Regions from separate parts of the Homo sapiens genome. Here region 2 is linked to region 1. Evidence: chromatin loops called from intact Hi-C (ENCODE). Cell type or tissue: Caco-2. All regions are shown on one strand. Links, peaks and the distances in the headings refer to the core of each region. The heading gives the core; the rest is flanking DNA. Region 1 overlaps LOC100507336 (a long non-coding RNA gene). Region 2 has its middle 66 kb from the start of SLC22A23.

What was found. Peaks named below come from ENCODE experiments on the same cell type or tissue, not always from the same donor. Only the 100,000 strongest peaks of a DNase experiment are listed, where the experiment ranks them.
Region 2: a loop joins it to region 1, with 2.4 times the contacts of the local background. A loop is called at or near these places in 2 of 110 quality-filtered maps.

Annotation. Positions count from the first base shown.
Region 1 is chr6:3,662,436-3,666,828 of GRCh38, forward strand. It overlaps LOC100507336 (a long non-coding RNA gene), which reads right to left. Exons shown (of 4, transcript NR_187650.1): 2 at 1,225-1,470. Among named protein-coding and RNA genes, the nearest start is that of PXDC1, 87 kb to the right of the region's middle. In Caco-2, for the core only: no CTCF peak of the experiment used is centred there; a DNase peak (open chromatin) is centred at 2,506; H3K4me3 peaks cover 437 bases.
Region 2 is chr6:3,520,429-3,524,821 of GRCh38, forward strand. No RefSeq gene overlaps it. Among named protein-coding and RNA genes, the nearest start is that of SLC22A23, 66 kb to the left of the region's middle. In Caco-2, for the core only: no CTCF peak of the experiment used is centred there; a DNase peak (open chromatin) is centred at 2,353.

The sequences.
Region 1 (4,393 bases), core at 317-4,316:
CAGGAACACCCAACAATTACCTAAATCTGATCAAGCTTCTAGGTCTAGCTACCAGTTTACAGGAAAAAAATGGAGCACTGAGGAATGTGTTCAATAGCACCACGGGGATGAAATCAGCCAGACTATGGAAAACTCTATCAGGCAAACAACGTTGTTTTTCCAACAGGTAAACTGCAAGGGAAAAAGTGGAGAGAAGGAACCCATAGATTAAAGCACTTCAGAGGCACATCAGCTACCACCTGCTAGCACGCAACTGCAGCTTATGAGACCTAGTGGGATCTGATTCAGCCAAACTTTGAAAGTATGCACGAGCCAGAAAAAATAACATAAACACAGACTAAACGATGCTATTATATAGTTATTATTAATTTATAGGTGTAAAAATGATATTGTTATCTTTTAGACATACATACTGAAATAGTAGTGAATAAAATTATTAAATCTAGAATGATTAAATCCAGGGTTTGTTTTGAAATAATCCTGAATGAGGGGGAAGTGTGTGGAGATACAGATAAAACAAGATTGGGCATTTAGTTGATCGTTGTCGAAGTTGAGTTTCGGACACACGAGGTTCATTGTACGACTCTCTTTAATTGTGCACACGTTTGAAATGTTCCATAATTAAAAGTTAATGAAAAATAATTAGGTTGCCACCCAGCAGTGTCATCTGGGGGAGCCATCTGGACTCACCAACCACCTGCAGTGGATCCTTTCTGGAGATGGCGCCTGCCGTGAGCTCTTCTTCCCCCGTGCCATCCTCACCGTGGCATTTAACTAGTGTGAAGAATCACCGTAATGACACAGCCCCGGCAGAGGTTAAGCGGCCTTGCCACATAGGATTTATTCTGCAGGCCACATCTGGACAAAGGCCAAGGTATTCATTTCTTTCCTTTCCCAGAAAAGCTCAAACTGCCTTTTCCTATTTGTCCCCTCCCTTGTCACAGTGGGAAGAGCTTGGGTTTTGGAGTTAGATGAGCTTGCGTCAATCCCAGCTTTGCAAGTAGGGTCTAGGGGTCATGGGACCTTGTTTTGTAACTGCTGGAGCCTGGCTTCCCCATCTGTAAAAAGTGGAATGTCAGTGAAAGAAGGCTCTTCATTACTACTGATCACAACCACTCTGGCTGGCTTTCAGAACCTTATGAAAGGTTATTAGGTAGCTCTTCAAATCATCCTAGGTGTGTGTGAAAGGGTTGGGTTTGGCGGCTTCTCAGAGAGCAACCGTACCTGAGTGACACAGCTAGACTATCCCAGTAAGGCTGTGCCGCCACATGGCTGGAACCCGCCTGCCTCTGGCACCCTCTCCAGGGTTCATTCTTTGTGCTGCTTCCTTCTCCGTGGCCTCAGCATCTAAGAGGAAGACTCCTGGAGGTGTTGCGGATTGGCTGAGTTCAGGCCCCACACCAGCACCAAGATGCATGGGAGGAATCCAGGAACATGAGTTCAGACTTCCAACTCGGGACAGGTGGACTCCTGAGGTGGGGGAGACCCAAACACAGAGAGGATGTTCAAAAATGCAGGTGACCCATGACAGCAGGAAACGTCTACCATAGACATGGACCCGGAGCCTTTCCAGGGCCTCCATGCGCCTCACAGACTGGGTAAATTTCGTCCAAACACACCTTCCAGACCCTGTGGTGTCTGCAGCATCTCTCACTCTCTGGATGTTCCCAGATCTGACCTCCTTGGGCTCCCTAGACCACCACACCCCTGTGTCCTCTAACGCTCTGTCTGTTTTTATCACAAGACTCTGACTACAGAACCCAGCCCCCTGACAGTTTTGAATTAAAAAAGAAAAACAGAAATCTACTCGCATTAAGAGTTTCATGATTTATGTAGAATTTGCTGAAGATTTGGGGTGGTGGAAGGGGCCTTCTGTGTTCTCTTGTGCTCGCTCTCTGTCTTACTCTCGCTCTCTTTCTTTCTCATCTACCTTTTCTCCAGTTTCACCTGCAGAAGGTCCACTGTTCTTACTCTTGGAGAGTTCAGGGATCTACCTTCTAACCCAAGCAGTTTTCAAGGCATGATTTCTAAATAAGTGCAATTCTCTTCCTAGGTGGAAATTTAGTGACTACAATTTTCTTCATCTCACTACAGAGGACAATTGTGAGGATTAAATTAAGTAATGATTATAAAGTACTTACAGCATTGCAGATTCTCAGCAAATTATTAAAAGAAAACTTATCAAGTCCACTCAGTATGTGGGGAAAGCAGGATATTTGCATAATTAGCATTACTGGGAGTCTTGGTTGCAAAAAGTTGGTGATGAGCTCCAGGAGGCCTGGGTTTCTGTCACGTCATGAGATTTATGTGATATTTAGCAACTCAGGGATGGCTCCTTCCAGCTGAGCAAGAAGGAGCCTCTTTGTTTAGGGTGAAAGTAAACAGAACTCCTTGTCTTTAAATCAGTGAAGATGGAATGTTTGTAATGTCAACACCGTTCACTCTACCCTGCAAATGAACAGGAAAGTCAATCTGGCTAGTGAGCTCTGTCTGGATTTCGCAGGCTTCTATGAAAACTGCTTGCGCTGCCTCTGGGCTCCGACGCATGACGGCACGGAATTTCCCAGGGCTGGCCCCACTTAAGGGTCAGGCTTGTTTTGCTAGACCTGGTTTCCACTTGATCCTTTTCTTCAAGATAACTCACCTGCCCAGTGATAAACGTATGGCCCAGCGTCCACCCTCTCAAAAGCAATTTGTCTCTGGAATCCTCTCTTCCAAGCTGCCATAAAATCACTATGGGGTTTGCAACATGAGGGAGACTTGCTTTCTAATCTTCATAAAGGTTTTACCCCAAAGCTCTCCCATCTCGTCTGGAGCTGTTCCCATCATACCCCTCCACCTTCTCCTAATAAGCGCTTGGATTCCTACAGAGAAATAGCCAGCATTGCCCCATGTTGGACAAACAGCAGAGTCCGCCTCAACCAGAGACAGATCAGGCGCTAAGGAGGGCAGAGGCTGGAACATTTGGAGGCAATGTCGGGTCACTGTCGCTTTGCAATCCATTGCTCTGACAAGAATGCAAAGTGATTATTTTAAAAATCACTCTTGTATTGCTTTTTTCATGATCAGGAATTTAAAAAAATGAAAATATCAGCATATAAAGCTGCAACAGTCCTATACTCCCTTCCTCATAACCCTGCAACTCAGCATCTTCCCAGTTTAAGTTTAAACAAAAGAAAAGAGGGGGTGGGGGTGTTCTATTTCCTGAGAGCAATTCCTGGCAGGGCTGCAGCCTGGATATTCTGCCTGCTCTGGTGCAGACTGGCATCTATCCTAGGGCTCAAAGAGATGGCTTCAGAGCCGATTATCACCCTGTACCAGCCACCACAGATGGCATTAGCTGACCCTAAGCTGGGAGCAGAATTCAAAGAAGTCTTTTTTTCTGGGAGTGAGCTCCCAGAAGCTTGTGTTAATTGCAGGCACTGTGCCCTACAGGGGAAGACCCAGAGCTCTGGGGCTGGGAGCACCTGGCCTTGGCCAACCCCAGCCTACTCATCAGAGAGGTTGCTGCTGGCCCCACAGGGCCCAGAAGTCCAGTGCCTCTAGAAAATGCATCAGCCTCTGGTTGGAGATGAGAGGATTCCAAGATGTTCAAGGGTCTCTGGTGTCACAATGCACATTCTATTTACCATCCAACCATTTTAAAAGGGTAAACGCTTCCTGTTAATTTATACAATGCCAGGGAGTTTGATACGAGCTCAATGACTCAACTATCTCCCTGGTGTTTGTGCTCAGGGAACTTGTGAGGAACCTTGGGGATTCCTACAAGTGTGCTTGGAATCACAGTACTGGGCAGTAATATGAATAGTAGTACTAGTAGTAGTAACATCCGTGCCTGATGCTTTTGTAGAGATTGGAGGTACATAGATGAGGCAGGGAATACTTAGGGTAGACTGCATCTTCTGTGAGCTGTAAATGAATCTTGTTGTGGGCCCATTGCTCAGTCTTCACAACTACTACTTACCCAAGGGAGATGGAGAGAAGAAAGAAAAGCGGGGAGTAGCTACATAGAAAGCAGCTTGGAGAAGTGACTCACTCTCTCTAAGTCTGCTTCCTCATCCATGAAATGGGGTGATAACTACCTAACAGGGTGCTTGGGAGGATGAGATCAGGTGGGTGGGCATTCATCTAACAGATATCTCTTATGTGTCAGGCGCTGTTCTGTACAGAACAAATGAAGTCCATGACCTCATGAAGGCCATGTTCTAATAAGAATAAAAATGATAATTCATCAGGAGGCATAGCTGTCTTAAGTGACTGAATGTTAAAATACATGAAGGAAAAACTGATAAAAAATAAAAGGAGAAATAGAAAGTTCCAGGGTTGTGCTATGAAATTTGACAACTCCCTTCTACTATTGATAGAACAAATCAGGTTTTTTAAAAAATCAGTA
Region 2 (4,393 bases), core at 205-4,204, 140 kb before region 1:
ATGCTTGGGTAGCTCTCCCCAGACATTCTGTCTGCTCTGAGTTAGAGTAATTTGACATGACTCCTTCGAGGCCAAGCTGTTTTTCTCTATGAGCAGTCTGAAGACTGTTTCCCTTTCTGTTGGCTTAGGGGATTGCAAAGATAAAAGGAAAGAATTCAGTCACTCTGATTTGATATATTTGTTGGTCTATCTGGACTTTCTTTCATGAAAGGAAATTTTGTTAAGTGTCCAGTACTAGGACCAGCTCTGTCTTGCCCAAGGGCAGACCCCATTCCCATGGGGAAACTGGAGGGTTCAGATCTCTTCCCTGATGCAACTACTTAGTCCTCACAGGGGATTCCCCAGCTCCTTGGTCAGAAGAGGAGTGAAAGAAAGCTCTCCTCTGAGCTTGGCCCTCAGGGTTTGGAGGGTCACCAGTAGGGCTTCTGGAGATGGGGAGCAGACTGCTGAAGACCCTGCTGTGCTGGGCTGGGACTCGGGCCCCGCTCCAGAATCTAATGCTTCTTTCCTTGGCTACTGATTTTTGAAATGTACTTTTTGTGGTTACGCTCTTCTACTTTGTTGTTGTTGGGAAATTCCTTATGACTGGAATTTTAGAATGCTTGAGCTGGAAGGTAGCTTAGAATCAATCTGATCCTATGTTATGTATGACACAGGAACCATGGAACTGGAGCCCAGAAACGCTCGGCCTTCCTTCAAGGAGAGGGTGAGGTGATGGGATTTATGAATGGTGCCCAGAGTGGAAGCATGGACCCTGCAGTGGGACTGCAGACCACGCGGCACCGTGCAGTGTGCTTGTGAGTCTGAGCCAGGCAAGTCTATTACATTTCATCAGATAAACACAGTTGTCAGAGCTAGCTGGGGATGCCACAGGCAGTGTCTGAAGCAGGGTCTGGAATCAGTTGGCGGCTTCAGCCTTTACCCTGAGATGATTCTATTTGTGTGAACTGTTTTCTTTATCCCAATAGGGCAGTCTTCATATTAACCCATTTCTCCATTAGTTTAACCTTCTCACTCTTCCCGTATATGCCATTTGGGGGAGGAATGTTTTTAAAACCTAATAAGGTGAGTGCCATGAGAGCCCTACTGTCATCAATATTTACCATGATTTATTCATCACAACAAACCTTCTGAGCCCACAGCCTGCTGCTCTCATCCTTGTGTTATCCTTACACAGCCTGGTAATACAGCGTGTATTAGTCTTTTCTCGCACTGCAGTAAAGAAGTACCTGAGACTGGCCATTTATTTTAAAAAAGAGGTTTAATTGGCTCACAGTTCCAAAGTCTATTCAGGAAGCATGGCTGGGGAGGCCTCAGGAAACTTACAATCATGGCAGGAGGCGAAGAGGAAGCAGGCACATCTTCCATGGCTGGAGCAGGAAAAACGGGCTGGCGAGGTGCCACACACTTTTAAACAACCAGATCTTGTGAGAAGTCGCTCACTATCACAAGAACGGCAAGGGGGAAATCCGTCCCCATGATCCAATCGTCTCCCACCAGGCCCCTCCTCCAACACTGGGGATTACAATTTGACTGGAGATTTGGGCGGGGACACAGATCCAAACCATATCACAGCATAAGGGTGTTTATCCTCTTCTTTGGTTCATACATGGGGAGTATAGAAGCACAAAAGAGGCCTATTGCTTACCAAAAGACACTCGACAACTGAACAACTCAACAGCCCAACCCAGGAATCATCTTGAGGCACCAAGAGTCCCAAGCATGTCACTTCCCTCTGCAGACTGTGCAGCCCCTCCAGCAGGCTCGTCACAGCTCATCCAAAGCTAGGAAGTAGGGCCTCTCAGTCAGAGAATGGAGCTATTCAGTATTGTCGTTTGGATGCTTATGGATTTAACATGCGTTTCCACTGACAGGATAGCAGTTACTCTTGTTTACAGTGTTTTCCAAGGAAAAAGCTTTATGACTTAAAACTCAAGTGTTTTTCTACTTGATGTCATTGCGGCCACTTCTTGCGCCCAGCCTTAGAGGAATTGCTGGATGCAGAAGCGCTGCTGTGTGCACCACACTGTGAGCTCACGCAGAGCAGAGACTTTTCTTGTTATGTTTCCCAGCCCCTGTCATTCTACCTAGAATATACTAGGTGCTCAACACATATTTGTTGAACTGACTGGATCAGTTCATTCATATTCAAAGGATAATAGTTGGATAGCACTGAACATATTCCAAACAGATTTCAAAGCCAATTCCAAAAGGAGGTTGTTTTAACAAGGGAAATGAGATAAATGAATACTGATTGTGATAAAGGCTTAACACAATCAAGGTTTGCCTTGCAATTACATCATAGTCCAGTGAGGGGCCAGGGTGGCCCTCCTCCAACAGCGATCCGGGTCTGGGCTGCTGCTGTCAGGGCACCACCCACAGGTGGTCGTCTGTGAGGTCCTCCTCGGAGTGAAATACAGATTATGAAAGTTCTAACTTCAGCTGAAAGTCTCTTGTGTCTTATACAAAAAATGCTAGATTTACCATGCAAATGTTGATTTTAAAATGACTATATTTATACTAGGTCTGGGAAGCCGAATTAAAAAGTGTCAGTGCATTCCAAACTGCCTTTATCAAGTCATTTCATTCTTTAAAAAATTTGTCACATAGCTAGACATCGAGCATGACAATGTGTGGAATGTAGAAAGCATTACCCAATGAAGTTAAGGCTCTATCTGGACAAACACATAGTTTTTTGATGAGTAAAAGGTGAGAGTCTCAGCTGGGATGAGTTAAGATTCCCACAGGAGCCTTGGGGATGGATTCTAACTGGGATCTTACTGGGTCCTGATGTGATTGGGAAGCCCCCAAAGGTGAGGACGCCAGGAAAGAACTAAAGGACCAGCAGGATTTTCTGGACAGAGCAGGCTGGGAAGGGTTTAGAAGTGGAACCCCTGTAGAGAGAATGGCATGGGGAAAGGCCTGAGGCAGAGATCATGGCAAATCCTGAGATCTGAAAGGTGGTTTATTATGGCCGGACCATGCAGGCGGAGGAGGTTGCTGGCAGAGACAGTAAGAGGTGCCTGCCAGATCCATTGGAAGGAACGTAAGCCAAGTGCTGGGACTTTACCCTCCCTCTGCAATGCCCTACCCTGTTCACTAGAGTCACATTCCTCCCTTCCTCCTCAGACTCTGTCTTGGGTCCTAACCTAGCTCTTGACCTTCTGTCTGGCACAAACGTGATCAATCATCCCAGGCAGATGTTAGCAGAGAGATACACTAACACATCTCTCCGGTGTTCAGAAAAAGACAAGCTGCCAAATATTTGCCACACATATACCTGATGAAGGATTAGCAACGAAAGGACATAAAGAATTGCTACCAGCCAATATGAAATAACTCAACAGAAAAGTTAGAGAAAGCATGGGACAAGCATTCAGAGAAGTGAGACCATGAGTGGCCAATAACACATGAAAAGATGCTCACCCCATTAGTAACCAGGAAAATGCACAGTAAACTACAAGATTCAGGGTGTTCTCTCCTCCTAGGCTATTTGCATGTTTATTAAGGGATGTTGAAGGCCAAGAGGCCTTTCTGATCCAAGGGAATGGCATTCGTATAGTGACATTTCTTGTCTTGTGTCAAGCTAGTACAGAAGATATTTTGGGCAGGATGTCCCTTACTTTTCAAATCTCATCAAGCGAGAGACACTACCTCCTTTTATGGTTAAGGAGGCAAAGGCTGCATGCTTGGCTAAACTAAGCACTTCATTCAGCTTAATCCTGGTCTCCACATAACAATTAATGCAAGGGTCCCTGGAGGCAGCATCCTAAAGCTGTCACCGTTGTGCGGTTCCAGCCTAGTTTCAGCCTCAGCTCATGCAGCCTCTTCTGATTTCTCCTCACCTGCCTCTTGCACCCCATACTTCAGTCACAGAAAACCACGTAAGCCCTCTGAACACGCCACAAAGCTTTAAGCGTCTAAACTTTAGCATATTCTCCCTGCTCTGCTTGGAATGCCCCTTCCAGCTCATCCCCTGGAAAACTACTCTTCCTTAAGACTCAACTACTATATTATCTCTTGACTCATTCTTTTCCTGATTCACCTAGGCAGTACTAGTGGGTCCCCTCCTCTGTGCTCCTATTCCACATAGAACAAAATTCTCTTCTATTATAGCATTCATCCCGTTGTATTGTAACTGTTATGTGGTTTGTTCTCTCTCCTGACTCTCAGCTGTGAACCCCTGAGGGTGGGAATTGCATCAAGGCAGCCTGATCTTTGAGGAGTGAATGAGTGAATATCCTCTGACATGAAAGTGAGCATCCGCAGATTCTCTGAATATTTTCAGGATGGTCAGATAATCAGTGAGGCAATGGGTGTCCAGGAAAAGCTTTGATTCCATTGCACAGTTAGGTCCACAACCTCTTGTCTTTCATTAACTGTGCACATTTAT